Regions from separate parts of the Homo sapiens genome. Here regions 2, 3, 4 and 5 are each linked to region 1. A link is a contact called in ENCODE Hi-C or POLR2A ChIA-PET data. All regions are on one chromosome and are shown on one strand. Each heading gives the region's core, a stretch centred on a gene start or an enhancer-like site at or near the end of the contact. The rest is flanking DNA. Distances are from core to core; before and after follow the strand shown.

Region 1 (6,337 bases), core at 1,772-4,271:
ATTTTGTTCATGGTAAAAGCTTAACCATTTTCTTTTAAATAAAGGGCATTTCTAAAAGTGTAGTCAAGAAATTGCAAGTTAACTCTTAAGGACTGTAGTCCCCCGAGTCCTCCACCAAGCCAAAGGGATGAGAATACATGAGGGGAAATGAGACTGAAAAGGTAGGCAAGAGGTCTACCACAAAGGGCCATGTATGCCATTCTAAGAAATACAGACATTATCCTTTAGGACACTGAAGGACTTTAAGAAAATCAGATTTGCATTTCAGAAAGATCATCCCCAGGGAGTAAAGGAGGAAGTCTAGATGTTTCTGGAAAGGAAGAAAACATTGAAGAATCAGACTACTGAAAAGATTATTACAGTAAGTTAGGTGGATAATGAGGGCCCCTTACCAAGGCACTCACAATGTAAACTCATTCATTCAAAAACTCGTATGTAGAATCTATTATTATTCAGAAAATAAAATCAATTATACTTGATGACCATTTGGAAGTTAGAAATGGAGAGTGAATCCAGGCTGAGGATGACTCCTTGGTTCTTGGCTTAAGGCAACAGCATGGTTATGATGAATGGAAATACAGTACGAACAAGAGAGAAGAATAGTTTGGAGGGAGGACCACATGCTAGTTTTGGGTATGTTTGTGGAAACAACCTAACAGACATCCTTGACTCCAGGTTCTCTTCCTTGCACACTGCTACTAAACTGAACTCAAGAAAAGCATTCTATTTAGGAATATATGCTGCCAACCTATTTCTTGGAACATTAATTCTAAACTGGCTTTCAAGATCCTCTGAGGCCTATTCGCTCCAGTTGTACAAGCTCATTTCTTACCATGACATTTCTAAATATTCACCTTCCTCTACCCTGGTCATCTTGCTGATCTTTTCAATGTTCCACCCACCATGCTCACCCCGGCACAAGCTACTTGGTTGGGAATCAAGCTGGTCAGAAAGACCTTGACTGCTAACCTTTTGAGTTTAAGCCTGAGGCTCTCACTTGAAACTCTGTATTAGGAATATTAACACACATCGCACAGCTCTCCCAATTAGCACTAACAGGCCTCTCTCAGGACCTCATTTTCTGCTGCTCTAAAACTAGCTTCCCCAAATGAATTGCATTTATGTCCTGGGTTGTCAGACTGGCCTGGGTTGTCCATAGAATTCTATTGTCACATATCTAAAGCTCACTTATTATTTAAAGAACTTCAGCCATCCCACCCACCCTACCCTCAAACCTATATTTACAGTACATATCACATATTTTAAATATTATACCCCAACATATTGTGTCCTGTGATCTCCCCACGTGGACAGACCTCTACATCCTTGGAGGGAATGGAGGTATTTGTTTCCTCATAGCATGGTCAGTTATAAGTCTAAAAACTGTTGTTAACCAAATTTTAAGGTTATTTCAGTCCTATGTTTTTAAACAATAAGTAAACTAACAGTTAATAGTGCTCCAAATCTTTATGGCTTTTCTGGTCAGTCTCTTGTTCCAAAATTCAAAGATTAGGATTACAATGTTTCCTTTGCTCTCATCCCTCACACAGTGCCAGGCCTTTATAAAACACTCTCCCATGGGGGAAAAAATGCAGCCAGGCTTCTGCTCTGGCTCAAGATGACTCCTTCTTAACATACTATTCGTAAAGTGTCCTCAATTCACCTGTTATCTCCTATGCCCTCCACTTTCTTGCAAATCTGTTCTCCAACCACACTGAATTTAACCAATGTTTACTGAGTGAATTTAATTAAGCAAGGCAAAACGTGTCTTGCTTTTCCATACTTTAAGTGCTCCCTGCTCTTCTCTTTGCCTGGAATGCCCTTCCTTTTTTCACCTGACAAATTCCTAATCATCTGTAGGACCCCAAAAAATGCCACCTCCTCTAGTGAAACTTCCGCAGTTTCCTTAGACAGAGGTGGTCATTCATTAGGGTCTTCCACATCCTGATGAATTATTTGCTGACACACTCTCCTTGCTACATCCTTAGCTTTTTAGAATCAGGACTGTTTCATTCTTACATTCCCAGCACAGTGTCTGACACTCAATGAGTCCCAATAAACCAATGTCATTCATCCAAAACACACCTTTTAAGGAATGTATAATACACCCTCTTAAGAACTGTAGTCCCCTGAGTCCTCCAGCAAGACGTGTAAAGGGAATTGCCTCCGGAACACTTCTGGAATCGCAGGAAGCCTGTATTCAAGTCAAAGCTCTTACAAGTGCTATTATTGGGAACCGCTGATCAGAACGCGCTTCTCAGGACCACGTTCAGCTCATATATAAAAGCCATCGACGTGCTGCTTTGGATGAAAATCGTTTTCTCTAGATTCTCTGGGGCTACGGCTAGTCACGCTAAATATCACTTATCCCTAATAGCGCTCATATCCCTGGAGAGATTTTTAAATCAATTGCCTAACAGACCTCACTACGTACAACTTTGAACAAGTCTGTGGGGACCACAAAAGCACAGATGACAGGGTTCTTAAGGTTAACAAGGCCTCGGTCCCACACTAAGCTTTTAAAACTCGGGAGGCAGCAGTTGCAAAAGCAAGCCTCAGGCTGCTCACCTTCTAGGATGGACACGACGATGAGCAATTGGTCGGATTTGGAGACCATGGTTGCGGTGAGCGGTCCGGGGGCGAAGGCGGCTGGGGGGAAGTGAGGTCCAGTTGAGTCGCGGGTAATCCGGGACCCCCGGCGGGACCCCCACTGCCCGCCCCCGGTCCCTGATGCCCGGACCCCGCTCCGCAGCCAGGTCCCACCGCCGTCTGCTGCAGCGCGCCCGGCTCCTCTGCCTCGGGCCGCCAGCCCAGATCCTAACTGTGCCCCGACTCAAGGAAAAAGCCACGCTGCAGCCCTGCCAGTCTGCAAGCAGAGACAAGCCCGCCACCCGAGGACCTTTTGCCGCCTGCGTAGCCGCTTTTCAAACGCCCGGGCGGCCGCAGCGGCCGCCGCCGCGCCCAGCTTCCGCCTAGCAACCAGGCCCGCAGGCCCAGTGCCCAGGGGAGGTTGGAGGACAACGGGTGATAGAGACAGAGCAGTCAAGGCTAGAACGCCCGTCAGCGAGCTTCGCCTCCCGCCCTTTTACGCTCTGTTCCAGAGCCCTAAGGAGGACGCCTTCATTACCTCACAGCGCCCTCTGCTAGCCGGACGAGGAGAGGCGGGCGACTTGGTGTGGGACCAGCTGCGCAAGCGCACTACTGCTGTAAACGCTTCCTGAAGCTGCGTAGCCTTTAAGGAGCGTGAGTGTAGCGTATTACCTGCTTTATGCTTCAGCCACAACCTGAGAGTTATATTAGTGGGGATTAAAAAAACAAAAAAACCTAGCTTAGTTGACGTACCCAGTGTCAACACTGCTTAAAAAATTAAATCACAAAAAAATAATGACTTAAATCTAAACTCTAAAGTCCCTAAATCGTGCTCACGCGGCACCTCAAATTTCCGACCTTTGAAAACAAGTAGCTTCAATACGGTAATTACTGTACTTGTTAAAGCTGACGTAAACTCCCCGAGAATTTCCTGTCCCTTAGAAATTACCCCTAAAACAAAAACACTGTCACGTGGGCAATGAAATATAAAGGTTCTTCCACCCCCGATGACAAAGTTATTAGCAAACTCAAAACCAAAAATAAACAAGGCATTGAGGTGCTGTCTGCCGACCCTTTCCCCTTAACGTCTCCCAAATTCAGATTTAAGAAACGGTTCAAGACTTGTAAAGGGAACGGCCTCCTAAACACTACTCAAATTGCAAGAAGCATGTATTCAAGTCAAAGGCAAAGTTCTTTTGGAGGTTATCTAGCTTGAAACTTAAATAACCGAATTGGTTGGAGCGATCGTGGACACTATTAAGTTTGGGAAAAATTCTGCTTCGGAAAACAAAAGTAAATCATAATAAAATAAAGCTGCAGAGATAGCACTAGGTAGTGGACATAAGTGCGGCTTCTCCTATTACTTTCTGGTTTTGTAAATTGAGAAGTTGTTTTGAGAGCAAATATAATATCTCGCTGTTTTCTTTTTCTTCTATTGCTTCCTTGTTTTGGAAATTTAGAAGTTATTTTGAGAGCAAATAATATAATATCACTATTGTTTTCTTCTTCCTCTTCTTTATTCTTCCTTCTTTGCTTTCTGCCCAAAAGAAAAGGAGGAATATGTAGAGATTGGACTAATTACTTCTAAGGCCCTTTCAGGTCCTATCACAGGCATTCTTAAAATGAAGCACTATTCAATGTAAAATCAAAGTAATGATCTACTTTGGATTCATCATTGAACAATGCATTATTTTTGTGGAAGATGTCAAACATACTTTAAAGAAAGCAGAATGATATAATGAACCCCCAGTTACCCAGACCCCAGCTTCAACGATTATCAACTTAAGACCAATCATCTTCATCTGTTGTGTTATTTTTAAAGAAATCCCCAACATCACATCAATTCATCTTTTTGGATACGTACTTCTAAAAGATGAAGACTTTTTGGCCAGGTGTGGTAGTGGCTCACATCTGTAATCCCAGCACTTTGGGAGGCTGAGGTGGGCGGATCACTTGAGTCAGGAGTTCGAGACCAACCTGGCCAACATAGCAGAACTCCGTCTCTACTAAAAATACAAAAATTAGCCAGACGTGGTAGCGCAAGCCAGAAATCCCAGCTACTTGGGAGGCTGAAGCACGAGAAGGCTGAGGCACGAGAATCGCTTGAAATCATGAGGCAGAGGTTGCAGTGAGCCGGTATCATGCCACAGCGCTCCAGCCTGGGCCACAGAGAAAGACTCAGTCTCAAAAAAAAAAAAAAAAAAAAAGATAACGACTTCTTAAAGAATCTTAAAATATTAAGTATTTAACCACAATCCCATTATTACACTTAATAATTAACAAAAATTTCTTAATCCCATTAAATATATACTGTTCAAATTTCTCTGATTGTCTAATAATTTGTTTGCAGTCGGTTTTTTCAAATCAGGATCCAAACAAGTTCCAAAATACAATGGTTGGTATGTCTCTTGTCTTTTTTAATGTATATGGTTAGGCTTTGTGCCCCCACCAAAATCTCATTTTGAATTGTAATCCCCACAACCCCCAAGTGTCAAGGAAGGGACCAGATGGAGGTAATTGAATCATGGGGGTGGTTTCCTCCATGCTATTCTCCTGATAGTCAGTGAGTTCTCAGGAGATCTGACGGTTTTATTAAGCGCTCTTCCCCCTTTACTCACTCACTCTTCTCCTTCTTGCTGCCTTGTGAGGAAGGTGCCTTGCTTCCCCTTTGCCTTCTGCCATGACCATAAGTTTCCTGAGGCCTCCCTAGCCATGCTGAACTATGAGTCAATTAAACCTCTTTCCTTTTGAAATTACCCAGTCTTGGGCAGTTCTTTATAGTAGTATGAAAACGGACTAATGGAGGTACCCAATCCTTCTTTTTTTTTTCTTGAAATTCTTTATTGAAGAAACTGGTCGTGTCTGCAGAGTTTACCACAGTCTGAATTTTGTTGGTATAATACCAATGTTGTGGTTTAACATATCCTCTGTTGAGAAGTCTAATAAATATGTACACATTAACAACACTTAAAGATTAGGAAACAAATTAACCACAAGCGAAGTATAATGTTATCAGTGGTGCAAGACAGTACTTAGCATTATAGACAAAGAGAGGCCCAAGTACCTCTGATGGAATGAGTACCCCAGAAGATCAGAGTTTGGGACCTACCTTTGCTATTTGCATGTCAGGTGACCTTAAGCAAATCACTTTCCCTCTTTGAGCCTCAGTTTCAGCTATAAAACGATAGTATGCATGGTTCTTTAGTGCAGGACTTAAATGTAGTAAATGCCACTTAGTTACTATTTTTTATATGAACAATCTCAGACTTTAAGTAGTAGCTGTGAAAAGAGCCAGGAACTGTCCATCAGCATACCTTGTTGTTTTGCTTTAGGATATCTAGCAGGGCTTCACACCTAGATTATAAACCATTACTGTATGCCATAGAATAGTTTTAGGTCATAAAAAATCTGACAGATTATTAAAATTAACAAAGAAACTTTTTCATGTAGTAAATTTCACATGATTCCCTTTATTTGGATTTTCCTCCTGAACAACATCATTTCTAAAATCACTTTCAGCACAGCTACTGAAAAGTCACCAATTTAGTTGGCCTGGTGCTTCCTCTAACAGAATGTACAAAATCAATGATATGAAATTCCTCATCTAGAAATGGAATTATAATCCTATCATCATCTATATCTGTTTTTCTATAATCTAATTTCCTTTCATATGTGATATTAAACAGTAGTAACTTCAGTTCTAGTATAAATCATCACATTTAAGCTTAAATTTATGAGGGAAAATCTT
Region 2 (6,337 bases), core at 1,075-3,574, 4.7 Mb after region 1:
CTATGGAAAATTTTATGATCCTCATTTCACACAAATATCCCATTTCCCTTTCCTTAGTACTCACTGCTTGGATGCTATGTATTTTACCTATTTATCTTGTCTATTGTTTCTCTTTCTCACTAGAAAGAACTCCATGAGAGATGGGATTGTCCGTTTTGCTCACTGCTATATCCCGTAAATACAGAGTAGCTCATAGTACCTGTTCAGTATTTATTCAACTAAATGAATGTTGAATTCCAATAGTGGCAGAATTCGTTGTGGAGCTGAAAGGTACTGCACGGATCAACTACTAATGCAGCAATTCCCTAGTAGAAAACTGCACTGCTTAAAGGACCACCTCATTTTTCTGGCCTCCTCTGGTTATTACTAAAGCTCAAAAGGAGCTTTAAAAATCCTGATGCAACAGCTGTTTTCCCCTCTCACCGTCTTTAAAAATAGAGATAATAAAATAGCCTGAAAAGTTGTCAAGTTCAAGTAAGATCATGTTTATGACAATTTTTTGAAAATTGCCTGGTTGCAGCTTTTACTTACAGCATTTTCAAACAGTTCTGCCAACTCTGTGGCTCTTTCATCATGTTTCAAGTGTTCAGCAAACGATGGTGTTCGTCTCCATAAAGTCAAAGTTTAAAAATACAAGGGCCGGGCGCGGTGGCTCATGCCTGTAATCCCAGCACTTGGAGAGGCGGAGGTGGGCGGATCACGAGGTCAGGAGATCGAGACCATCCTGGCTAACACGGTGAAACCCCGACTCTACTAAAAATACAAAAAATTAGCAGGGCGTGATGGCGGGCGCCTGTAGTCCCAACTACTCAGGAGGCTGAGGCAGGAGGAGAATGGCGTGAACCCAGGAGGCGGAGTTTGCAGTGAGCCAAGATCGCACCCCTGCACTACAGCTTGGGCGACAGAGCGAGACTCCGTCTCAAAAAAAAAAAAAAAAAGTACATAAATAAAAACCAAGTAATTGGAGGACGCCATTCATTGATTTTACTTAGGACTTTGGGCATAATCTATAGGTTTAAAAATTTCTGCTGCTAAGAAAGTGGGAACACAGTTATATTCCCTTACATTTTACCGAAGAGAAACTAGACCTGCAGAGGAGTACCTTTCTGTTTCTATATAAGCAGAGGAATTCTGCACAACCCAAATCACGCAGAAACCTCCTGGTAAGGACTCCACGGGTAGTTATTGCCGGCATTGTATTCTGAGAGATGAGCTGCATATCACTTTTGGAAATGCCTTAAATTAAAACTCGTCTTGAAACAACATGACGTCTCAAAGAAGCTCCCTTCTCACCTTGGAACATCAGCTTTTAAAATAAAGGTGTCATCAGAAGTGTGTAGACACCCACTGCATCACAACTGGAACTGATCTCTGGTTATGCCAATCTAGGTCTGCCTGGCAGGGTGAGTCTACCGCTCGAAAGCTGCACAGAGGAAATCCTCCCTCCTCCAGGTTCAGGCCCGGAGTTACGAGCGGAGATTCGCGGCGGCGGGTCAGAGCCCAGAGCAAACCAGGCTGGGGAACGCACCTCGCCCGCGGCTCCGGAAGCGGCTGCGGCCCCGACCGGAAAGCCCCCAGCATCGCCCGAAGGAATCGCGGCTGGCCTGCGGCTCCGGCCCGGCCTCGGGTACCACGCGCCTAGTGGGAAGCCGCACTGACGCCTGCAGCATCTCGCGAGATTTCGGGCTCAGCCCAAGTACTGCGAGTTCACCAAAGCGGGGGGAAAAAAAAAAAGCCAGCGTGCGAGAGCCTCTGAAGCCGTGGCTGGGGCGCTGGGGTGGCAGCTGCCGCGGGAGCATCAGCTACCGGCGTGAGGCGAGGCAGGGCACGCGCGCCGTCCGCAGCCCCGTTGCCTGGGCTGCAGGTCCACTGACGCGCGGCCCCTGGGTGGAGAGAGGGGAGGTGGCCTGGGAGCCCGCTCCTTTTCGCCGCAGAGCGCGGCGGGGGAGGGAGGTGAAGGCGTGGGAGGAAGGCGGCGGAAGAGGAGGTAGCCGCGCGGAGATCCTCCCGGCGACATCACTGAGGCGGAGCGTAGCCGCGCCTGCTCCCCGATCGCGCCGTTCGTGCTGCCCGCACTGCCCGAGGCCCTTTGCGGACTGGCTGGCCGCGCTCTTCGCACGGGGCGCTTTTGCGTGGGGTCGCGCAGGAGCCGCGGAGGGCCGGATCGCTGAGGGAGCGTCAGCCGCGCGCCGCTGCGGGACCGCGGGTGGGCGGGCTGAGGGGCGGAGGAGCCTCCGGCCCCGCCTCCCGCGTGCTGCTGCCGGAGCCGCCGCCGCCGCAGCCCCGCCGAGGCTTTAAACAGCGGGGCCCGCCCCGCGCCCGCCACACTCGCGCGCTCGCTCGGCTGCCGGTGGCCTCTGTGGCCGTCCAGGCTAGCGGCGGCCCGCAGGCGGCGGGGAGAAAGACTCTCTCACCTGGTCTTGCGGCTGTGGCCACCGCCGGCCAGGGGTGTGGAGGGCGTGCTGCCGGAGACGTCCGCCGGGCTCTGCAGTTCCGCCGGGGGTCGGGCAGCTATGGAGCCGCGGCCCACGGCGCCCTCCTCCGGCGCCCCGGGACTGGCCGGGGTCGGGGAGACGCCGTCAGCCGCTGCGCTGGCCGCAGCCAGGGTGGAACTGCCCGGCACGGCTGTGCCCTCGGTGCCGGAGGATGCTGCGCCCGCGAGCCGGGACGGCGGCGGGGTCCGCGATGAGGGCCCCGCGGCGGCCGGGGACGGGCTGGGCAGACCCTTGGGGCCCACCCCGAGCCAGAGCCGTTTCCAGGTGGACCTGGTTTCCGAGAACGCCGGGCGGGCCGCTGCTGCGGCGGCGGCGGCGGCGGCGGCAGCGGCGGCGGCTGGTGCTGGGGCGGGGGCCAAGCAGACCCCCGCGGACGGGGAAGCCAGCGGCGAGAGCGAGCCGGCTAAAGGCAGCGAGGAAGCCAAGGGCCGCTTCCGCGTGAACTTCGTGGACCCAGCTGCCTCCTCGTCGGCTGAAGACAGCCTGTCAGATGCTGCCGGGGTCGGAGTCGACGGGCCCAACGTGAGCTTCCAGAACGGCGGGGACACGGTGCTGAGCGAGGGCAGCAGCCTGCACTCCGGCGGCGGCGGCGGCAGTGGGCACCACCAGCACTACTATTATGATACCCACACCAACACCTACTACCTGCGCACCTTCGGCCACAACACCATGGACGCTGTGCCCAGGATCGATCACTACCGGCACACAGCCGCGCAGCTGGGCGAGAAGCTGCTCCGGCCTAGCCTGGCGGAGCTCCACGACGAGCTGGAAAAGGTGAGCTCGCCCAGCCCTCCCTTCTTCCCCAGCCCCTGGTGCATGCCGACCGCGGGATGTGGCTGCAGACTCTTCCCGAGTTGAGGTGGCGGGAGTAGTAGACGTGCACGACTTGCTGGCATCTCTGGATTCAGCTGTCAAGGGTGGAATTGCCGAGGAATGTTAACTTAATCTCTCAAAAGTTTGTAGCGGGTTTGGCTAGTTACGTGATACCGGAGGGCTGCCTCTAACAACCTTCCCCATCCAGTTAGGTATCTCGTGTGCACTTTCTTTCCCACCCACGCTCAACAGTCACCATCCCTCTGAATGACAGTAGTGTTTGTGGGCCCTTTAGAGGAGAATGTGCAGTGAGGATCTCTCGAGAGAGGTTGGAGAGCACCTACCATCTGTGTCGTTTTGAAAGATTGTGTTGTGTGGCTTATGTACGCCTATTAGGGATCGCAAGAGTGGGAATGTTGCTGTTTGAAGGAAAACCTTAACAGGGTGTGTTTATGGTCTATGAGTTATTAAAGCTCAATTCTTGCAATCTTGAATATACAAAGGATCATAGAGATCTTGTCTTGGGACACGCTGTTCCTAATAATGGCATAACTCTTTTTTTTTGCGATGAAAACGTTTTGGGAGAGGTGTATATTTAAAAAAAAAGGGACAGAGGCGAGTCTTTAAAGAAAAAAGGGAAACAGGAGAATTGGTTTTTCTGTAGAGGATGACCAGAAAGACCTGTGGGGTCTTTGCCATAAGCAGTTACACTTTGTAAACAGAAAACCATCCCCATAAACTCATTGATTTTTGTAACTATTTTTTATGGTCACATAAGACTTATTTCTTCAGCGTTCAATGTCACTGTTTTGAGATAACATTGATGCTTTTGAGATTTCGTTAATGTTTAACTTTTTTATGAGCCGGGATTACTTGAAGTCTTCCTTTACAAGTGTGTAATGACTACATTGATGGAATTTGTGAACGCAAGAGGATGGTACCACATAGGTTGAAATGATCACAGTTTGGACAAGTTTAAATCCAGTATGTGATTTCTTTTGGATATGATTATTTGATCTCATACAGTGATTTCATACAAGATTGTACTTGTCCCAGTGTTTGATAATGTAACATTCACACAGAGGTAATTACAGAGCTCTTACAGCTTATTGATTGTTTAAAAGCCTGAGATCATTTAGCTTTAGATAATACTATTCTTGTTATTCCATTGTGGTATTTTGTCATAATCAGAAGCAAAACAATGTCTAAAACATTTTTTATTCATACTCCTGTAGTTTCTATCAAGTCTATTCTTTTTTCTTTTCAAAACTCAAAAATCATTGTAGACAAAAGTAGATATGGAGCTGGCAATTTTCATTATCTTAGGACAGTTTTACTAATGAAAATATTATACAGATATATTTTAGATTTATTTTACCAAAGCCAAGTATGTGAGCAGTAAAGTGATCTGTATTTACCCATAAGTTTTAGAAAGACATCCAATTGAAAGGTATATATGTTGAGCTTATATGCTTCCTAGGGAAGTTTTTGCTACTTTAAATTAAATTATCTCAATAACAAAGCACTTCAAGTTCTCCAAAACTTTAGATTTGTGTGTTTGTGTTTTTTGCTTGGCTTTTTGGTTCAAAGTATCTAAAAAACAACACCTGTACTGTTAGTTGTATGGTAGTTGAAGAAATCACCCAACCTCTTAGCTTCAGCTTTTCAGGGTTATCATGAAGATTAGAAAAAAAGCGCAATAAAAATGACCATGTTCAGTGCCTGGAAAATAATACCTAGTTGTTATTTCCCTCTTATATTGGCCCTTCAGAAGACTCTAGGATCTCAATTTTAGATTCTGTTAATTCTTACGTTATTAGGTGAATGTAGTATATAAATATTATGTTCAGTTTCATTTATGCAACAGGTACTTTAATTCTTTGTAGTTTACCTTCTGCCACTCATAATCTTTATGGCCACTGTTTTATTGGCTTAACTAATAACTACATGTTGAAGATAATTTTGCTTAGAATTTTAGCAGATGGATTAAAGAAATGGGTGTTAAGTAGTACAAATATGACTATACATCACTGTCGAAAGAGGGGCAGACAGGAGGGGTTATAACAGGTTGGCTGGATCCCCAGAAGTTGTCCCTTACTCTGTCTAAATTGACTTCTACCTCTCTAACACCTTCTGTAATGTTTCTAGCCTTCAGTGAATTATAATATTTAGAATTTTTATAACACCTAATTCTAGCAGTCGATTGATTGGCATATACTCTACTTTGGTCTACTAAGTGCATAATTATCTACCATGGGACTAACTCTGTGTTGGGAACTACAGAAGAAGAAAAGAAGTAAAATACTTCAGAAACTTGTTAGGGAAAAGGACTGGATTGTCTTCCCTCCAGTTGAATTCCTTTCATTATCCATCACTGACTTTTTAAAAGTATTTTGTCTAGATGTCCAACTGTAGGGGAAAAGATAAATATCCTTGGTGCATCTTGCTATATTATATAGCCATTCTAGGACCAGTAGGCATGAGTTCTCCATTTATGAGTTATTGGGGAAGGGGGTATCTTAGATGTTGACAACATGCTTGTGACATTGTGGGATTATGTGGTGATTAGCAAACCAGTTACTGCTTCTGCCTAGACAGACATTAACAAAGTAGTTGGACAAATAACATAGTTAATAACTGTTTTTTAAGTGTTACGAAAGAAAAGGATACTTGTAAAGATAGAATAGGACCTAATTTTAATTGGGTTTTGGGAAGGCGTTTTTTTGAGAAGTATGACATTGAAGCTGAGACCTGAAGGGTAAGTTGATGATTGGGTGGAATGACAGTCCTGACCAAAGGGACAGCGCACATGAAGGTAATGGGGTGAGAAAGAGTGGTATATTAACATAACTAAAAGGAGATAACTATTTTTCATTATAAATGTAGTGGGACGCTATTGAAGAATTTTGTGTGGGGTAGCCACATGACCCATTTTGTTTTAACATCTTTAGGCTCTGGGTGGAGAATGGATTGGCAGGGGCAAGAATGGAAGCAAAGAGACTCAAGTGATTACTGTGGTCTGGTTGAGA
Region 3 (6,337 bases), core at 2,014-4,513, 4.4 Mb before region 1:
CTTGAGATCGCGCCACTGCTCTCCAGCCTGGGTGACAGAGCAAGACTCTGTCCCAAAAAAAAAAAAAAAAATTCCCCCTCCTCTTGAAGACTAGCATTGAAAACCAAAACTTATCTTTGGCCTGCCAATCTCAGAAACCACATGGCACGTCGGTTATGTAAGACATCTTGCTGCTAGTAATAATGCAAACTATACAATAAAAGACTTCCTTTATTTTATTTTTAATTTTTTATTTGGTTTTTAAGAGACGTGATCTATTTTACCTAGACTGGACTTGAACTCCTGGACTCTCAACGATTCTCCTGCCTTAGCCTCTTGGGTAACTGGGACTACTGGCGCTGCATACAGCAAGACTTTTTTTTTTTTTTTTTTGTAGAGCCATCCTTTCTCTCTTATTTTTTTTTAGAAACTAAAAAAGAAAACCACCAAAGCACACAGTCAGTGAGCATTCAAAGGATGGAAGGATATAATTCAATTATAGTTGAGGGGATAATTAGACTCAATAATTCTCCGGGATTTTTTTTTTTTTTTTAAGACAAGGTCTATCGCCCAGGTTAGAGTACAGTGGCGTGATCATAGTTCACTGCAACCTGGAACTCCTGAGTTCAGGGATCTTCCTGCCTCAGCCTCCCAAAGCGCTGGGATTGCAGGTGTTAACCACTGCACCAGGCCCTTCTCCTGGATTTCTTGGATTAGCAGGTTGATTTGTGAGCCTTTGGTAGAAGGAATGTGGAGACTTTGAGCAAGTGGAATGGAGGCATGCAGTGCTGCCTTCTAGACCCGCAGTAAGGAAACAGGAACAGGAGGATGAGGGGCAAACAACCTAAAATTTACTTTCACCTCCTCCACCTTCTTATTAATCTTCCCATAAGGTCAGAGTCATGTCAAAGTTGCACAATAAATCAGGAATAGATTTAGGATTCGACAGAACCTTAGTAGGGGAATTTTATGACATTAGGAGATGATCTGTGAGGGGCAGCATCTTGGAGGCAAAGGGAATTTTGTTTGTTTGTTGTTTTTTGTTTTGTTTTGTTTTGTTTTTGGGATGGAGTCTTGCTCTGTCGCCCAGGCTGGAGTGCAGTGGCGCAAGCTCTGCTCACTGCAAGCTCCGCCTCCCGGGTTCACGCCATTCTCCTGCCTCAGCCTCCTAAATAGCTGGGACTATAGGTGCCCGCCACCACGCCTGGCTAATTTTTTTTTCTGTATTTTCTGTAGAGACGGGGTTTCACTGTGTTAGCCAGGACGGTCTTGATCTCCTGACCTCATGATCTGCCCGCCTTGGCCTCCCAAAGTGCTGGGATTACAGGCGTGAGCCACCGCGCCCCGCATCTTGTTGCTCAGTTTTATTCTAATACGTGGAATGCTCTTCAAAACTAACAAATGGGCAAAATAGAATGAGTAAACATGTTAAATTATGAACCAGCCACAGAATTTATGTGGGAGCCACACAAGTACAACAATCCTGGTTCTGGGTCTAAAATATAAAATTAAAAAGCACTTGAAGTATAATTTGAAATAATAAAAGACAAACTGTAGGTATGTTAGACCTCAAAAAATAAGTATATTTTAAAAAAAGACAAATTAAGTTTTGTCCCTTATCTTATGAAAAGCCTGGAATACATAATGAAATTCATTTTTTAAATAAGTTTCGGGTTTTTTTTTTTTCCCCACATCAGATGGGTAATGTGCAGATGATGGCGCAACAAGGTTTGAGGGAGGGACGTCTCACACAAGTGTGAACACACAATCATCCCACTTATGAACTAAAAAGTATCTCGTAAGTAGCTTTTTATTGTCAGACAAAGTAAATGTACATTGCAAAAAATGTAGTAAAAATAAAAGGAAATAAATTTACTAGTACTCGTCCCACCCTAGTATTATTATAGTTTGAAGTCTTCATACTACAACAAAAGGGGGAGTTTCTTTATTTTCTTTTCTCTCTTTTTTTTTTTTTTTTTTGACTTTCTCTCTTGTTGCCCAAGCTGGAGTGCAATGACACGATCTTGGCTCACTGCAACCTCCGTCTCCCAGGTTCAAGCGATTCTCTCGCCTCAGCTTCCCAGTAGCTGGGATTACAGGCGCGTGCCACCATGCCAGGCTAATTTTTTAATTTTTAGTAGAAACTGGGTTTCACAATGTTAGCCAGGCTGGTCTCGAACTCCCAACCTCAGGTGATCCCCCCGCCCCCACCTCGACTTACCAAAGTGCTGGGATTACAGGCGTGAGCCATCGTGCCTGGCCTATTGGAGAGTTTTGAGGGTTGTTTGTTTTGAGACGGGATCTCACTCTGTCACCCAGGCTGGAGTGCAACGGGGGTCTTGGCTCACTACAACCTCTGCCTCCCGGGTTCAAGTGATTCTCCTGCCTCAACCTCCCGAGTAGCTGGGATTACAGGTGGGAGCCACCACGCCCGGCTAATTTTTGTATTTTTAGTAGAGAAGGGGGTTTCACTATGTTGGCCAGGCTGGTCTCGAACTCCTGACCTCGTGATTCACCCTCCTCGGCCTCCCAAAGTTCTGGAATAATAGGCGTGAGTCACCGTGCCTGGCCTATTTGGAGAGTTTCTATACACATTCATGCAACATTTACAGAACACCCTGAATGGGTGGGACTGGTGCGGTGCTAGACATTAAGGACAGACTTGTGTCCTGTTCCTCTGTATTCCAAAGAGGCTTACGGTATACAGGGGGAGACATATAAACAGATGTTTGTCAATTATAATACAAAACTTGTGTCAAAATACAATGAGAGTTGAATCTCAGTTTGTAGCTGTGACTCTGATCATTCTGGAATTCCTAGGTTCTTTTCCAAAACAAACGCTCAATGCAGGGCTGGTGTGTTGTTATTACCAGCACTATTTCAAATCACGTGTTAAGATAACTTAGGCTAAGAAAATACCACTTTCCTACTTGTCAAGTGTTCGAGCCTTTCAAAAACCATCCCGTTTAGGGACTTGGAAACACGCGCAAGGCTGGAGAAACCATTAAGCTGCTAACGTAGACGTTTCAAGGGTCACATTTACTCAAGAGACACTCAGGTCGCCCGGGGGAGCGGTGCATATTGGGACTTGTAGTCCTACCAGAACCGAGGAAACTGCAACTCCCTTTAGGATGCACTTCTCCCCTTTAAATTTTCTGGCCCAACAGTTAGATGACGCCCTAACCTAAAGCACAACTTACCACATCTCACTCATTCTGGGTTCATCAGGCTTCTGCCAGGCTTATCAGGTTCAAGCTCAAACGCACGGCGTTCTCCTGTAGAAGCCTCAAAGAGATTGGCTTATTCTCGGTGGTGGGCGGAGCCCTAGGTGGACCGGGGGTCGGGATTGGCCAGTTTCTGACTAGAAGAGGCGTTTTTATGTTCACTTGCTGATACGCACGCTGTGGTAAAAAAGTGAATTCTTTACCACAGTAGCAGCTGCCCCGAGCGAAGTCTCGCGATATTTCGGCCGCAGGGATCCAGAGGCGCGTAGTGAGTGGCGGAGGACTGTGGGGGTGGCGGGCACCGGAGCCGGGAAGGGACAGGTCAGGCGGGGAGTGCGAGCGCGTACTGCTTGCGCCACTCGGGCTGGGTCAGGAGCGGCTGCCCGAGGTCCAGAGGAAGTGTGTGGACAGCGCGGCCTTCCTGGCCGGTGAGTCGGCCCCGGGTCGTGGCCGGTGAGGGGACCCTGAGCTTCACCTGGGCTAGCGCGGGGAGTGACAGGTGCGCGAAGGAGCGCGGCGCTCCGCCCTCTCGCCGACCCGCCCCCTCCGGGCCTCGCCCTCCGGGGCTCGGGATGAGTCGCGGGCCCCAGCTGAGCGGCTCCGGCTCCAGGCGCCTGTCGCTGCTTCTGCCGTCGCCACCGAAGAGCGGCCGCCGCCCCTGAGGGAAGGAGGGAGGGAAGCAGCCGCTGACCCGTGGCATGAGCTGGATGCGGTGTCCGTTGCAGGACTAGGGCGCCGACATGAACCTGCACCAGGTGCTGACCGGGGCTGTGAACCCTGGCGACCACTGCTTCTCCGTGGGCAGCATTGGCGACCAGCGCTTCACGGTGAGTGAGGGAGGCCCTCGCGTCGCCCGTGGCCCGGCCTTTGCCCGTCATTCTGGGCCGAGCTTGGCCCAGAACGACGGGCAGAGGCGCGAGGTCTTGTCTCCCCAGGGGGGTCCTTACCACCCAGAACCCAGCAGACCTGGCCCTTGAGAACTAAGGAAGCAAAACCATGTCGGTCAGTGAGGTACTGTATGGAGCCTGAACTCAAGTTAGAATATTTTGTAGGATTTTTAAAGTTTTTGGTCTGTCTGCCTTGGGCCAGGGTGCTTTGCCAAAGTCGTTTGTTCAAAAATCTTTGTTGAGTAACGAGTTGGGGGCTTTTTTATACCATTCTATAGGTTCAAATTGTCAAATTTAGGAATAGTGGAGATTGGTTTCATTTTGTATTCTAAGTTAAGGTCAAGTATCTTTGTAGTTAAAAAGTGGGTGTCTCAAAACAATTACCAATTGTTTGCCATCAACAACTAGCCTTGAGAACAGTGTTTTTCATTTATTTTCTTTTCTAATTCCCTGAGAAATAACTTCGGAAAGAAAAAAAAGCCTTTTCATTTTTAAAAATATTTCTTGGATATTTTACAATAACCTGGTAATCCCAGGTTAAGGTTGCTTAACTTGCTTTTCATTGGTCACATATTGACAAGAAGAGGGCACCAAATTTCGGGCTACTTGTCAGTATAGTGGCATTTTTCTACCTTAACTATAGGTTTTTTTTTAATAACAATTTCAAAATATAAGTCAGTAATTGCACATGATACTTTTATCTACATAAATTTATAATGCTAATGATTTTTGCTACAATTTGTGTAGATACCTCTTTAGTTGTGATTAAAAGTAAAACTTGTCACTGCCTGGGAATACTAAGTGCTGTAGGCTTTTTTCTTTAAAAAAAATAAAAGTAAAACTTAATTTTGTATAAGTGACACAAAGTAAACAACGTAACCAATGCCCCAGGTTTAGGAGTGTTAAATTTCTAATCTTTTTCTCTGCTTTTAATTTTTCTGTGGTCTTTGTTGGTCAGAATAAATAATACTCAGCATTTAAAATGGTGGAGGCATTTAATGCCTGAATTGTACTTTTAGAATTGTGCCAAGAAGCATTTTGTTTTCAAATAGAGACTGTACCTCCCCTTTAGATTGACTCATACACATCTTAATTATCGGGATTCCAATTCTAAATGTTTGCCCAGCCTGAATACTTGGGAAAAGAGTGAGCTCTGAGGGTCCCAGTGAGCAACTATAGTTTCCTTACACCTGGGCATTGCTCTCTGCTCTTGCTGCTTGAGAGGAAAGTAAACATCATCCTTAGAAGGTTTTCCTAGTGGGAAATTATAGGATAATATTGTTGCATTCTCTGTCATTTCCTAAATTTATATGAGTGCTTTCTCCAGTGTAAATTCTAAGAACTTTTGCTTTTTAAAAACTTTTGAAATGAGGTCTCCCTCTGTCACCTAGGCTGGAGTGCAGTGGCGGGATCACAGCTCACTGCAGCCTCGACCTCCCCGGCACAAGCCGTCCTTCCACCTTAGGCTCCTGAGGAGCTAGGACTACAGATTCTAATCACCACGGCTGGCTAAGTTTTCTATTTTTTGTAGAGAGGGGTCTCCTTATGTTGCCCAGGCTGGTCTTGACTTCCTGGGCTCAAGTGATCCTCCCACTTCAGCCTCCCAAAATGCTAGGATTAGAGGCGTGAGCCACCATGCCCAGCCCTAAGAATTTTTTCTAAGAAGGCATTCACAATCTATGTAAGCAGTGGTGTGAACTTCAAAGCATATGCAGTATGATGGCCTATTTATATACCTGGATGCATTCCTCTATAAAACCTTGGTGAATGTCTGTGTATTGTTTTTAAGGAGAGATCAGTTAATGTGCCGAGGAGGATTAGATAGATGGTCATCCTGTACCATCATGTAGCTTGTTGCTCAGTTCTGCTGAATTTTAAAGTTCATTTCCATTGAGTAGGATTTAATCTCCCACCAAGCCTACTGCAGATTTCTTCCAGGTCTCTGGAAGCATTCAGTAAATAAACTAAAAATAAATTTTTAAGTATAAAGAGAGTTCAGCTCTCTTTAGTTTTGATGGAATTTTAAGGATTTAACAGTCATGGTTTTCCTTTGCAGCCTGTTCATCCTTGACTCTTTAAGTTGCTTACGCTCATTATCCTGGACACTTATATACACCTTAAATTTTTCTCTCTTGAAATCGCCCTTTTTTCTTCTCTCATGTTAAAAGGCAGAATCTATTGTTTACTTCTTGAGTTGTTTTGTGTTGTTTTTTTTTTTTGAGACGGAGTTTCGCTGTCGTTGCCCAG
Region 4 (6,337 bases), core at 1,091-3,590, 3.3 Mb after region 1:
TAGGCTTACAGAATAATGCAATGTAAAATGAGCCCTACTGAAAAATAACAATAGAGATATAAATCACCTCTTGATTCTAAATCAAACAATTTACAACTGGAAGAGATCCAATATTCAAATCTGCTATTTCATAATAGAAATGGAGGCATATCGAGAGTAAAGGATCCCCAAGATGAAGCAGAGCTGGGACCACACCTCAAACTTTGTGTCCAAGCCATTTCACAGGGCTAAATTCTTTTCAGTTTTGATCCAGCCCTTTACAAACACAAAAGAGGATGGATAAATTTCATGACCAGGAAAGATTTTCAGAGATACCAAATTAAGGTAGTTTCATTCATTTTTTTATTGAGGTAAAATTCACAGAAATAAAATGAACCATTAACCTTTTTTAAGTGTACAATTCAGTGGCATTTGCTGCACTAGTTTGTTGTTTCTTTTTCTCATATTAAAAAAATAAAAATTTCACACATGAAATTCCATTAGACCCTATCCCACTTAAGTTCTAGATAAAGAGTTATTTTCAGGAGGAGGATAGGTGAAAGCTTGTGTGGAGAAAGAATGTAATCAGTCCTCTCCTCTCTCCTCCCACACAGACTCCTTGGAAGGGGTAGATGCTGAGTTAACCCTTTAGTCAACACTGGCCAAAAACAGTAAGTAACTCCTTCTTCAAGCATACTATTTTATTGGAGAAGTTTATTTTTGTTTTGTTTTGTTTTGTTTTGTTTTTTGTTAGGCTGCAAGGGAGAAAAACAAAACAAAATGAAACAAAACCTTTCCTCTTAGGTTTAGTAACTGGGGCCTGCAAATTAAACTCACAAAAGACATTAACAGTAGCAAAGGCATACGTTACTTTATTCTCTTTGTTTTCTGTTGCTTAGAGCAGAACACTGGAAACTGGATAATATATAGACAAAAAATATTTATTTTTTGTTTTTGTTTTTGAGACAGAGTTTCACTCTTGTTGCCCAGGCTGGAGTGTGGTGGCGCGATCTTGGCTCACTGCAACCTCCACCTCCCGGGTTCAAGCAATTCTCCTGCCTCAGCCTCCCAAGCACCTGGGACTACAGGTGCGTGCCACCATGCCCAGCTAATTTTTGTATTTTAGTAGAGATGGAGTTTCACCATATTGGCCAGGCTGGTCTCCAACTCCTGACCTCGTGATCCACCCGCCTCAGCCTCCCAAAGTGCTGGGATTACAGCCGTAAGCCACCGTGCTCCGCCAACAAAAAATATTTCTTACAGTTATGGAAGCTGAGAAGTCCAAGGTCAGAGGGCTGCACTTGGTGAGGGCCTTCTTGCTGGTGGAGACTCTCTACAGAGTGACAAGGCAGTGTAGGGCATTGCATGGTGATGGGGCTGGGCATGCTAGCTCAGATCCTCCTCTTCTTATAAAGCTACCAGTCCCATTACCACACTATCCCACTAATTCATTATTCACCTCTTAAAGGTCCCACCTGTCAGTATTACCACGTTGAAAATTAAATTTCTTTTCTTTTTTAAATTTTTTTGAGATGGAGTCTCCCTCTGTCGTCCAGGCTGGAGTGCAGTGGCGTGGTCTTGGCTCATGCAATCTCTGCCTCCTCGGTTCAAGCTATTCTCCTGCCTCAGCCTCCAGAGTAGCTGGGATTATAGGTGTGCACCACCATGCCTGGCTAATTTTTGTATTTTTACTAGAGATGGGGTTTCACCATGTTGGCCAGGCTGGTATTGAACCCCTGACCTCAGGTGATCCACCTGCCTCAGCCTCCCAAAGTGCTGGGATTACAGGTGTGAGCCACCACACCTGGCCTGAAAATTAAATTTCAACATGAGTTTTGGAGGGGACAAATATTCAAATCATAGCATTTATTAATGTTAACATTTGTATGTGCACGGGGACTTTACAGAAATAAAGTGGAAACCCAAAGAGGTAGTTAGACCCAAGGGCTTATATACCATTTTAATGAAAAGCAATAACTGGTGGAGAAGTGACCAGACAGAGGAAAAAGAGTTTGGCCTTCTAAAAGTGGTAAATGGCAGGAAGGTGACCAGGAAATGTATAGTAGATAAGTGTCGTTTAGTAAGCCTTGTTATGCAAATAAGAGTCATTTTCCTCTCTCTGATATAGAAAAGGAAAACACCTTTAGAAGGAGGATTTTATGCCCTGCTTTTAGGCAGAAAGTGGGAGGACACGGAGTTCTTCCTTCATGTGCTGCTTCCTAATTGCCATCAGCTCAAAATCATCTTTATGCGGAAGTGGCATATTTGGGGGTGGCAGATTCTGATCTCCTTCAGTACCTTGAGGATTTCGTCTTGGGTCTAAAAACAGCAGGGGGCAAAAAGCCTGGCAGCTTTGATGAGAGTTTTAGTTGACTCATCATCCAACTGAAAAGAGTGGGGGTGGTGACTATTTAGGAACCCTGTGTAGGTGGAAGTGGTTGGTTTGTCGTTGTGTCTGACTCTTGCTCAGGCTTCACAGTCAGAGTAGGTTCTACTTCTCACTTGAGGCCCGCCCCCAGATCCCCAGCCCACCAGGATTTCCCTTCAGTGGCGCTTGCATTGAAGGCTACTTCTTTGGCTCCAAGCACAAAACCCAGGGATTTTTAGTGGGTTGTGGTTCTTTTTCTTTTCTTTCTTTCTTTCTCTCTCTTCTTTCTTTCTTTCTTTCTTTCTTTCTTTCTTTCTTTCTTTCTTTCTTTCTTTCTTTTTCTTTCTCTTTCTTTCTTTCTCTCCTTCCTTCCTTTCTTTTCTTTCTTCCCTCCCCCTCTCCCTCCCTCTTTCTTTTTTTATTTATTTCTTTCTTTCTCTCTCTTTTTCTTTCTCTTTCTTTCTTTCTCTCCTTCCTTTCTTCCTTCCCTTTCTTTCTTCCCTCCCTCCCTCCCTTCTTTCTTTCTCTTTCTTTTTCCTTCCTTCCTTCCTTTCTTCCCTCCCTCTCTCCTTCCTTCCTTTTTCTTTCTTTCTTTCTTTCTTTCTTTCTTTCTTTCTTTCTTTCTTTCTTTCTTTCTTCTTTCTTTCTTCCTTTCTTTCTTTTTTCTTTCTTTCTTTCCTTCCTTCCTTCCATCCTTCCTTCCTTCCTTTCTTTTCTTTCTTCCCTCCCTCTCTCCTTTCTTTCTTTCTCTTTCAGTCTTTCTTTACATTCGTTCTTTCTTTCTTCCTTTTTGAGACGGAGTCTCGCCCTGTGGCCCAGGCTGGAGTGCAATGGTGTAGTCTTGGCTCACTGCAACCTCTGCCTATCGGGTACAAGCAATTCTGCCTCAGTCTCCCGAGTACCTGGGATTACAGGTGCGCACCACCACGCTCCGCTAATTTTTTGTATCTTTAGTAGAGACGGGGTTTCACCATGTTGGCCAGGCTGGTCTCGAACTCCTGACCTCGTGATCTGCCCGCTTTGGCCCCCCAAAGTGTTGGGATTACAGGCCTGAGCCACCGCGCCTGGCTTTTTTCTTTTTTAAAATTTATTTTGATTTTTTATAGATACGCGGTCTTTCTATATTGCCAAAATTCTTGAGCTCAAGCAATCCACCCACCTCAGCCACCCAAAGTGTCGGAATTACAGGCATAAGCCACCAGGCCCACCCTGGTTGTTTTAAAAAATATATTCCTTGTTCAGTCTCCACAACTTCACTGTAGACTCTGTATTTGAAATATCTTTGTTTTTTCTTAACATACTACTTTTTATTTAATTTGACAAATATATGTTAAATAAAAAAAATTTTTTTTTGTTTTGAGATGGAGTCTTGCCTTGTCGCCCAGGCTGGAGTGCAGTGGGGCGATCTCGGCTCACTGCAAGCTCCGCCTCCCGGGTTCACGCCATTCTCCTGCCTCAGCCTCCCAAGTAGCTGGGACTACAGGCGCCCGCCACCATGCCCGGCTAATTTTTTGTATTTTTTTTTTTAGTGGAGACGGGGTTTCACCGTGTTGGCCAGGATAGTCTCGATCTCCTGACCTCGTGATCCACCTGCCTCGGCCTCCCAAAGTGCTGGGATTAAAGGCGTGAGCCACCGCGCCCGGCCCTAAATAAATGTTTTAAGTCCTTTCCCTGTGCATCTAATTTGTCAGACCTGTGTCCAATCTAAAGTTTAAGTCCACGTGGCTCTTAATCTCTCTGAGAAGAAAAGTCTAGTAGGGAAGATAAATGATATGCTTATTTGATAAATATTTATTGAACTTCCTAATAGCAGGAATGATGCTAGGCACTAGGGATGCAAAGGTGAATTGGTCAGGGTTCTGGTGCTGGAGGACTCACTCAGTGTGGCGGGAATTGTCAGTTTCCGCTGACAATAATGTTACCAGCGGAAGAGATCAGAGCCACCCTGAGTTACCAGCCACCTATCCAGCCTTACATCTGTATAGGTACGCAGCAACTTTGGTTCTTGCCTTCTCAGAAGAAAGAATTCTACTGAAGGGCATAAGGAGCGAGACAAGTTTCGGAGCAGGAATAGAAGTTTGTTTAAAACGGCTTTAGAATAGGAAAGAAGGAAAGCACACTTGGAAGAGACCCAAAGAACAAAAAGGGAGAGTCAAGTGCCCCATTTAACTGTGATACTAGGACTTTTTTTTTGAGACGGAGTCTCCCTCTGTCACCAGGCTGGAGTGCAGCGGTGTGATTACAGGCATGAACCACCGCGCCCGGTGATACTAGGACTTGTATAAGCTCACCTCTTTCCCATGATTCTTCCCTTAGGGTGGGCTGCCCGCCTGCACAGTGCCCTCCTTACCCTTTGGAATTGAGCACAGCGCAGTGTGTTTAGGGAGTCATAAGCATGCCTATCTGAGGCTTTCTTCCTTTTGCCGGTGGAGTTTACCTGGAAGATCATAATTCGCCATTTTTGCCTCTTAATATGCATGCCCAGGAAGTTTCTTCTCCCTGAGGCTTGCATTCAATTAACATTTCATATTAACAGGTGTGGACCCTCAGGAAATGCCTTTTCCCTGGCGCTGCCGAATTATCGCACTCGGAGAGGCAATGCCGTAATTGCTGATAGGCTTAGTGGGTGGGGGAGAGCCCTCTCCTGTCTGGCTCCTGCCTATCCAACTACCTGTAGGTAACAATAAGACTCACTCACTGAACTTAACGAAAAAACCTCTAAGAGATGTTTGAAATTTGCATTTAGACCAGGAAATGTGTGGTCTTATAAGACATCCTCACAAAAACGTAGGACTAGGAGTTCTCTTAAGATCGTCTAACAATTATTTGAGTGATAAAGAACACTAGGCCAGGCCCAGTGACTCATGCTTGTAATCCCAGCACTTTGGGAGACCGAGGCGGGCAGATAATCTGAGGCCAGGAGTTCGAGACCAACCTGGTCCAACATGGTGAAACCCTGTGGCAGGCACATGTAATCCCAGCTACTGGAGAGGTTGAGGCAAGATAATTGCTTGAACTCGGGAGTTGGAGGTTGCAGTGAGCCGAGATCAAGCCACTGCACTCCAGCCTGGGCAACAGAGCGAGACTCCATCTCAAAAAAAAAAAAAAAAAAAAAAAAGGCCGGGCGCAGTGGCTCACACCTATAATCCCAGCACTTTGAGAGGCTCAAGGCAGGCGGATCACGAGGTCAGGAGTTCAAGACAATCCTGGCCAACATAGTGAAACCCTGTCTCTGCTAAAAATACAAAAATTATCTGGGCGTGGTGGCACGTGCCTGTAATCCCAGCTACTTGGGAGGCTGAGGCAGGAGAATCACTTGAACCAGGAAGTCGGAGGTTGCAGTGAGCCAAGATCGTGCTGCATCACTCCAGCCTGCCGGCAGAGCAAGACTCCGTCTCAAAAAAAAAAAACCAAAAAAAAAAACAAAACACTAATTGAGAGAGTAGAAGTCAATGAAAGGATGTTCTAGTTAGCTACAGGTTGGAACTCTAACCCAAATCACCATTTGCATTCTTAATATGCCCCCAGTTTCAGGCGATTTCTTTTTGGGCACACCAGAGATCAGACAAATGCCATAATGCCTACTCTGCCCCAAATGGGGATTTTCAGGTATAGCAAGTGTAAATATAGCTTTTTCCAGAAGAAGCGGGGTTGGGTGGGAGGGGAAAATCACACAATTAATTTTCATGATAGAGATCCCAAGAAAGAAAGTGGAGGTGCTTACTGTGATTTCAGTTTAATTAGAAACACATCCTGAATGTTAAGACAAAACCAAAAGTGTTGGTTTCATTTGAACTTGAGAAGAATTGGAGACTATAGACTTAATTATGTTTCCCATCCCCATAGTAAACAATAAACACCTATTATGTTCTTCCAGAGTTAACCAAGTCTATGAGCCAATGTAATCAGTCCAATGAATGTGTTAGAATAGATACTACACATTTTGTGGGTGCTACTGCAGCTTGTATGTGTTGGCAGCAGTTCCGCTTT
Region 5 (6,337 bases), core at 2,533-5,032, 3.0 Mb after region 1:
AGATGTGGCCCATATTTTGATTTTGGATAATGTATCTAACTAATCATCCAAAATCCGAATTACTAAGTATTTGGAAACTTCTTTCCTGAAGTAGCATTACAGATTGATCATTAATGGGGATTGTTTTTCCCCATTATCTATCAGTAGTACTGATAAATTTACCACTCTCTCCCAGCCCTCCTTAGAAGATTGCTGGATGAAAGTAACAATAGTAATTGACTCGCTTCCCAGTTGGCCCAGTAGTCTTGGCTTGGTTGACACTCAGCTCAGTAGTCCCAAGATTTTGGTGGGTATAAGATTTAAGTTTTTAAAAGGTCTGAAGTAGACCTAAGAAGTGCATTTTTACAAGTCCCATGCCTAAATCGTTCTGACATAGAAAGTTCTTAGGCCACAGTTTGAGAACCTCTAGTTTATGGAATTCACAGACTGATCTTTCAGAAACTGTATGGCTCAGGCGCACCTGAAATGACTTTTAATGGAAGAGAGGAAAATTCTTCAGCCTTATTTATATTCTCACTTCTAGTTTTAGTAAGTGTTGTTTCAGTCTGTGTATTTCTCTGCAGAGCCAGTGTCCTATTAACTAGTTAAAAGAAAACAGGACCCCTGCAGACAAAACCCTGAGGCTTCAGAGTCCTCCCACATCCTCTTTCATGTCTCCCTTCCTTTGTCTCTTCAAAGACATCTTTGCCCAGTCACCTTCTGCTCTCCCCACAGAGATGTTGACATTGAACTTTCCTGGACAATAGTTTTCTGTCTTTTCTCAGTAAAACTGGCTTTCTCTCAGCTGTGATGGAAAGACTCCATCAGTGACTTCATGCATGCATGTTGTTATATGCATAACAGAAAACAATGAGCTGTAAAACATACAGAGGCCAGCTGGGTGCTGTGGGTCATGCCTGTAATCCCAACACTTTGGGAGGCTGAGGCAGGTGGATCGCCTGAGGTCAAGAGTTCGAGACCAGCCTGGCCAACATAGTGAAACGCTGTCTCTACTAAAAAATACCAAAAATTAGCTGGACGTGGTGGTGGGCGCCTGTAATCCCAGCTACTAGGGAGGCTGAGGCAGGAGAATCACTTGAACCCAGGAGGCAGAGGTTGCAGTGAGCCAAGATCACGCCATTGCCCACCAGCCTGGGCAAGAAGAGTGAAACTCCATCTCAAAAAAAAAAAAGAGAGAGGCCTTCCAGCACTCCACCACCACTAATACCACCACCACCACCAGTCCTGGCCTACCTTTTCCAAAGAAGATTATTCCAAGAAAAAAACAGGTGGAGCACACTGTGGTAGGGGCCAGGGTGGTGGCAAGAGAATTTATGGAATTTAAGGACAAGAGCCCTTTCCATTATCCCCCACTACTGAGCAAACCATACTGTGCAGATGTCTGTCTGCCTTAAGAACAAGCTGGCCTTCTAGCTTAGAAAAGACCTTTCTTCCGTGCCCTCTCTAAGGTAACTTGCCTATTTGGTATCTGAAGCCATTCAAGGAGATGTTATGAATTATTGTTTTGTAAAAGCCATTTTTTATGAACTGAATTCCGCAGATTTTTTGTTCTAAGAATTGGCAAGAACCTTTTGCAAAGATAAGGGGACAGGTGCCCTTTGAAGTATATGTTTATGATTGATCAATTCAGAGAATCTAATACTTTTGAGAGCTGATTTTTGTACCTAGAATTCCATATTTTGTTTCAAACGTACTGCTCATTTTTTAGATCTATACAGAATTGTTACAAACCTTGTAAAGTCTCCAAGATAAATGAGGATGTTCATATGAAAACCCAGACAATCTTTTCTTTTCTTCTCCTCTTCAACTTTTATTTGTAGTTCCAGGGTATATGTGCAGGATGTGCAGGTTTGTTACATAGGTAGACGGGTGCCATGGTGGTTTGCTGCACAGATCAACCCATTGCCTAGGTATTAAGTCCAGCATCCATTAGCTATTCTTCCTGGTGCTCTCCCTCCCACCTCTCCTGACAGGGCTTAGTGTGTGTTGTTCCCCTCCCTGTGTGCATGTGTTCTCATCGTTCAACCTCCACTTAAGAGTGAGAACATACGGTGTTTGATTTTCTTTTCCTGCATTAGTTGGCCGAGAATGATGGCTTCCAGCTCCATCCATGTTCCTGCAAAGGACATGATCTCAGTCTTTTTTATGGATGCGTAGTATTCCATGGTGTATATTTACCACATTTTCTTTATCCACTCTATAATTGATGGGCATTTGGGTTGATTCCATGACTTTGCTATTGTGAATAATGCTGCAGTGAACATACTTGTGCCTGTATCTTTATAACAGAATGATTTCTGTTCCTTTGGGTACATACCCAGTAATGGGATTACTGGGTCAAATGGTATTTTTGCCTCTGGGTCTTTAAGGAATTGCCACACTCTCTTCCACAATAATTGAACTAATTTACACTCCCACCAACAATGTAAAAGTGTTCCTTTTTCTCTGCAGCCTTGCCAGCATCTGTTTTTTCTTCACTTTTTAATAATCGCCATTCACTGGTGTGAGATGGTATCTCATTGTGGTTTTGATTTGTATTTCTCTAATGATCAGTGATGTTGAGCTTTTTTTCATATGAAAAATCCAGACAATCTTGAGGGCCAGCACAGCCTGAGGACTTGCTGACACAAAGTATTGACGGGCCAGAGGAAGTGGGCAGCCTGGATATCACATCACCCCATGTCTGCTGCTGCTCAGGTTTCTCTCACTGTCTCTTGGGTATGTGGTGGGGAGTGGGGGGTGAGGAGGGGGTGGGAGGGCAGATTAAAGAGAAGCAGCTGCAGCCTGAGGCACAGACAGGATGCAGAGTGACTCCATCATCCCACCTAGAGTCATGGACACCACCCACTTTGATACATTCTGTTCACAACCATAATTCCTTTCATGCTGATTCGTGTCATTGGGAATCTCTCTTCTTCAGCTTCAAGAGAGCCGAATCTGACTCAGGTGTTGAGATTGGGGAATGGCATTTCCATTTCTTCCTCTCTCCAGTATAGCCAGAGCAGGAAGGGCAAGAGAAAAGGGGTCCTGGTACCTGGTGATGTCAAAGTAGGCAGCTCCTACTGCTGTGCTAGCAAGAGCCATGTGGACTAGTGTGAGAACAGGAACTCTCCCAAGTCCCCTACTGGGTAACCAGATACCCAACAGTGTGCCTAGAGATGCTTTAGTCCACTCCAATCCTAAATACTACTACATTGTGCTAATAGTTTCCCTGAAAAACAGCCATATTTCACTCATTTTTTTAAAAATCAATTACAATTTTTAGCCTTAAGGTTTGATATTGGTATTGTGTTTATTTTTTCAAAGAATCTTTATCTTGTAGAGTTATACACTGCAATAGTTACAGATGAAAAGATAGTGTGGTCTGGGATTTGTCTCAAAACCAGTAGGAGGTAGGAGTGGTGGGCTACAGGTATATAGATGAAACAAGATTGCCTTGTTTATACTATTCTATCTACTTTGTACCTGTTTTCTATGTTATAAAATGTTCATAGTAAGTGGTTTAAACTTCAAAAATCATTTCTGAAAATAAGTGGATACCCTTATTTACTCAGCTGTGCTATAAATTTCATATTAACCCCCCAAAACTAGACCAGTCTGAGTGTTTCTAATAAAATCCAGCAGTAACCGTGACTGATTTTAAAACATTCACTGCTTCTCTTATCTACAATGCCTAGCTTCATTAGTCATGTAGAAAATGTTTACATTCCCCAAGCTTTTAAAAATTAAAAAAAAAAAAAAAAAAAACCTATGTGTTCTCAATTTGAGTAAGGTGTGACGGAGAGCAGCTCTGTGACACAGGCTGAGGGAGGAGGATTTGGTGTGGAGGCGAGGAAACTGGGGCCCTTACTAAGACACTGAAATATGATAAACATCCTTATGAAGATGCCACTCCCAGAAACTGGGACTTGAGCTACTCTTAGGAAGCCACAGACCATGGAATACAGATTCTTCTCCTGGAAACTTCTCCATTTCCAAGAAGGCATAAAATGAAGGAAAGCAATCCTCTTTCCTTTCCGTTTCTTGGAATCTAATATCTAAGCATTACCCTTTACACTCTAGCAAAGTAAAGCAAACTAAGGCATGACGGCCCCTCCCAGCAGTAATTATGAGATCATTTGGCCTCAGTAACTAGGCAGACTCCACTACCTTTCACCTAGTTTCGTGGGAAGAAATGGTAAAGCTCCCTCGATGGAAATGTTCCTTCTTTCGCCATAACCTTCACAGGATCCATCTGTCTAATCTTTGTCTGAAGGAATTGGAAGGGCAGGCGGTTGCCTCACCAAAAGCACCCTCAGTACTTTAGTCTACTGAATTATGGGGGGTTGTTCCAGAAGAGGATCCAAACCCCAGCAGAAAACTCCTGGCCTTTCCCATGCCAGTTTTCCCAAGCCCAGGAATTCCAAGTGAAGTACATCCATTCCTATTGCTATTTATACTGTCTGGTGTAGCCAAAATGGGCCCTGGGCTAGAAATCAGAAAGCCTAGGCCGGGCGCAGTGGCTCACGCCTGTAATCCCAGCACTTTGGGAGGCCAAGGCGGGCAGATCATGAGGTCAGAAGATTGAGACCATCCTCGATAACACGGTGAAACCCCGTCTCTACTAAAAAAATACAAAAAATTAGCCGGGCGTGGTGGCGGGCGCCTGTAGTCCCAGCTACTCAGGAGGCTGAGGCAGGAGAATGGCGTGAACCCGGGAGGCGGAGCTTGCAGTGAGCCGAGATCGTGCCACTGCACTCCAGCCTGGGCGACAGAGCAAGACTCCGTCTCAAAAAAAGAAAAAAAAAAAAAAAGAAAGAGATCAGAAAGCCTGGCCTTTAGAGCTGATTTAAGGAACATGAAGTCCTTAAGGTAAATGAATTGAACCTTTTTGTGGGGATACAGAGATGTGAAAAGACCAGGATCCTGCCCTCCAGAGGCATATGGTCAAAGCAGGGCAAAGACAAGTAAACAGTAGCCCATTTATAATTTTTTTTTTTTTTAAAAAATAGTCTCACTCTGTTGCCCAGTTTGGAGCACAGTGTGGCATGATCTCGGCTTACTGCAACCTCCGCCTCCCAGGTTCAAGCAATTCTTCTGCCTCAGCCTCCCAAGTAGGTGGGATTACAGGCATGCACCACCACATCCAGCTAATTTTTGTATTTTTTAGTAGAGAGAGGGTTTCACTGAGCAGGCTGGTCTCAAACTCCTGACCTCAAGTAACCCACCCGCCTCAGCCTCCCAAAGTGCTGGGATTACAAGTGTGAGCCACAGCACCTGACCCCATTTATAATTTTTAAATAAACCACATACTAAAGTGATACAGTTGCCATGACAGTCACAGGGTACTGGAAAGGAGCACAAAGAAGAAGAGGTCAGTCCTTAGGACCTAGAGGGGGTTGGGGAAGTTGCCAGGTAGGAGGTGACCCCATCAAGAGCTAAATCTTGAAAGATAAACAGTGCTTGCAAGGGACCACAGAGAAGGCATGGCAGCCCAGGAGGAGGGTGCTTGGGGGCAGCATGACAAGAGGTTCAAAGCCAGAAAGGGAGGCTTCACATTGCAGAGGACCTGTTTTCTGTACTCATCTTCAGCTTTATCCTGTAGGCAACAGAGAACCAAAGGGGTTTTAAAGGAGGAGAAGGAATGATATGATCATATTTGGGCTTTACAAAGATCACAGAGCACAGTGATCTTCCATATAGATGGAAGGAGGAGGGGTCACATATAACTCAAATGAGGTAGGGAGGTATAGTGGTCCAGGCAGGAGGCATTAAGGACCCTAGCTAAGCCAACCAAATTAGGGAAAGAAAAAGAGGGGACTTAACTGGAAAATATTAAGGAGGTAAAGTCTACAGGTCTTGGTGTCTGACCGGGCTTGGAAAGAGAAGGCTAGTCATAGTATGAGAGTAATAGAGGCTTCAGTCACTAAGATTGGAGTTGTGTGGGCCCTCAGCGAACTCATCTTTGTTTCCTTATTTGTGAAATGTGGATAACACCTGTCTTACATGCCGGCCTCAAACACCTGTCTAACACACCTGTCTTTCATGCCTGCATGAGGGTTAGTGTGGTATCATGGTGTCACGGGTATGAATGCTTTTTGAACGGCAAAGCACCATGCAAATATAAAGTCATCCGGGAAATCCAGTAGAAAGGAGTGGCAAGGAAGAGGGAAGAGGCAGAGATGTGTTTTCCAAAGCGATGCGTTTCAAGTCCAGATAGAGAAAATGCATATTTGTGGTGGGAGAAATTAAGGACAGTAAATAAAGATGTCAAATATAAAATTAAAATCTTTTAGATCCACTGCTTATTTCCTTGAAAGTGGTACTGTCATGTACAAATTATATTCAATCTAATTCT

Evidence for each region. A loop is a pair of places that touch in the nucleus more often than their neighbours do. ChIA-PET counts read pairs that join two places held with the same protein, here RNA polymerase II (POLR2A). Pooled maps may share reads with other maps.
Region 2: a map of natural killer cell shows a loop between it and region 1 (13-fold over the local background). The contact joins the promoter of SLC12A2 here to the promoter of CEP120 in region 1. A Hi-C loop is called at or near these places in 4 of 168 maps with a recorded cell type or tissue (CD4-positive, alpha-beta memory T cell, CD8-positive, alpha-beta T cell, naive thymus-derived CD4-positive, alpha-beta T cell and 1 more) and 10 of 50 pooled maps. POLR2A ChIA-PET finds 5 or more read pairs at or near these places in 3 of 52 experiments (CD4-positive, alpha-beta T cell, CD4-positive, alpha-beta memory T cell and activated T-cell).
Region 3: a loop to region 1 is called in a map of CD8-positive, alpha-beta T cell, with 13 times the contacts of the local background. The contact joins the promoter of DMXL1-DT here to the promoter of CEP120 in region 1. A Hi-C loop is called at or near these places in 2 of 168 maps with a recorded cell type or tissue (CD8-positive, alpha-beta T cell and naive thymus-derived CD4-positive, alpha-beta T cell) and 9 of 50 pooled maps. POLR2A ChIA-PET finds 5 or more read pairs at or near these places in 1 of 52 experiments (CD4-positive, alpha-beta T cell).
Region 4: a pooled map shows a loop between it and region 1 (4-fold over the local background). The contact joins the enhancer-like site here to the promoter of CEP120 in region 1. A Hi-C loop is called at or near these places in 1 of 37 single-sample maps with no recorded cell type and 1 of 50 pooled maps. POLR2A ChIA-PET finds 5 or more read pairs at or near these places in 1 of 52 experiments (GM12878).
Region 5: a loop to region 1 is called in a map of naive thymus-derived CD4-positive, alpha-beta T cell, with 4 times the contacts of the local background. The contact joins the enhancer-like site here to the promoter of CEP120 in region 1. A Hi-C loop is called at or near these places in 1 of 168 maps with a recorded cell type or tissue (naive thymus-derived CD4-positive, alpha-beta T cell), 3 of 37 single-sample maps with no recorded cell type and 7 of 50 pooled maps.

Annotation. Positions count from the first base shown.
Region 1 is chr5:123,420,382-123,426,718 of GRCh38, forward strand. It overlaps CEP120 (centrosomal protein 120), which reads right to left and starts at 3,022. Exons shown (of 20, transcript NM_001375405.1): 1 at 2,569-3,022. The coding sequence starts at 2,617. RefSeq lists an enhancer at 2,288-3,233 and a silencer at 2,563-2,722.
Region 2 is chr5:128,081,442-128,087,778 of GRCh38, forward strand. It overlaps SLC12A2 (solute carrier family 12 member 2), which reads left to right and starts at 2,325. Exons shown (of 27, transcript NM_001046.3): 1 at 2,325-3,269. The coding sequence starts at 2,514. It overlaps SLC12A2-DT (SLC12A2 divergent transcript), which reads right to left and starts at 1,734. Exons shown (of 4, transcript NR_152813.1): 1 at 1,529-1,734. RefSeq lists a silencer at 1,989-2,818 and an enhancer at 3,309-3,478.
Region 3 is chr5:119,067,627-119,073,963 of GRCh38, forward strand. It overlaps DMXL1-DT (DMXL1 divergent transcript), which reads right to left and starts at 3,264. Exons shown (of 3, transcript NR_134250.1): 1 at 3,180-3,264. It overlaps DMXL1 (Dmx like 1), which reads left to right and starts at 3,461. Exons shown (of 44, transcript NM_001290321.3): 1 at 3,461-4,030. The coding sequence starts at 3,944. It overlaps LOC124901209 (small nucleolar RNA U13), which reads right to left and starts at 1,774; the gene lies at 1,671-1,774. RefSeq lists silencers at 3,228-3,307, 3,618-3,897.
Region 4 is chr5:126,745,896-126,752,232 of GRCh38, forward strand. LMNB1-DT (LMNB1 divergent transcript) reads right to left here. Exons shown (of 4, transcript NR_134485.1): 4 at 6,068-6,337. Among named protein-coding and RNA genes, the nearest start is that of LMNB1-DT, 27 kb to the right of the region's middle. RefSeq lists enhancers at 2,211-2,260, 3,393-4,318. Within about 2 kb of position 2,341, at least 9 of the 41 ENCODE cell types and tissues checked have a DNase peak (open chromatin) inside an H3K27ac peak, as active enhancers do; they include GM12878, where a contact is called at or near this core.
Region 5 is chr5:126,442,894-126,449,230 of GRCh38, forward strand. All of the region lies in intron 1 of GRAMD2B (GRAM domain containing 2B), which reads left to right. Among named protein-coding and RNA genes, the nearest start is that of GRAMD2B, 23 kb to the left of the region's middle. RefSeq lists an enhancer at 1,933-3,132. Within about 2 kb of position 3,783, at least 10 of the 41 ENCODE cell types and tissues checked have a DNase peak (open chromatin) inside an H3K27ac peak, as active enhancers do.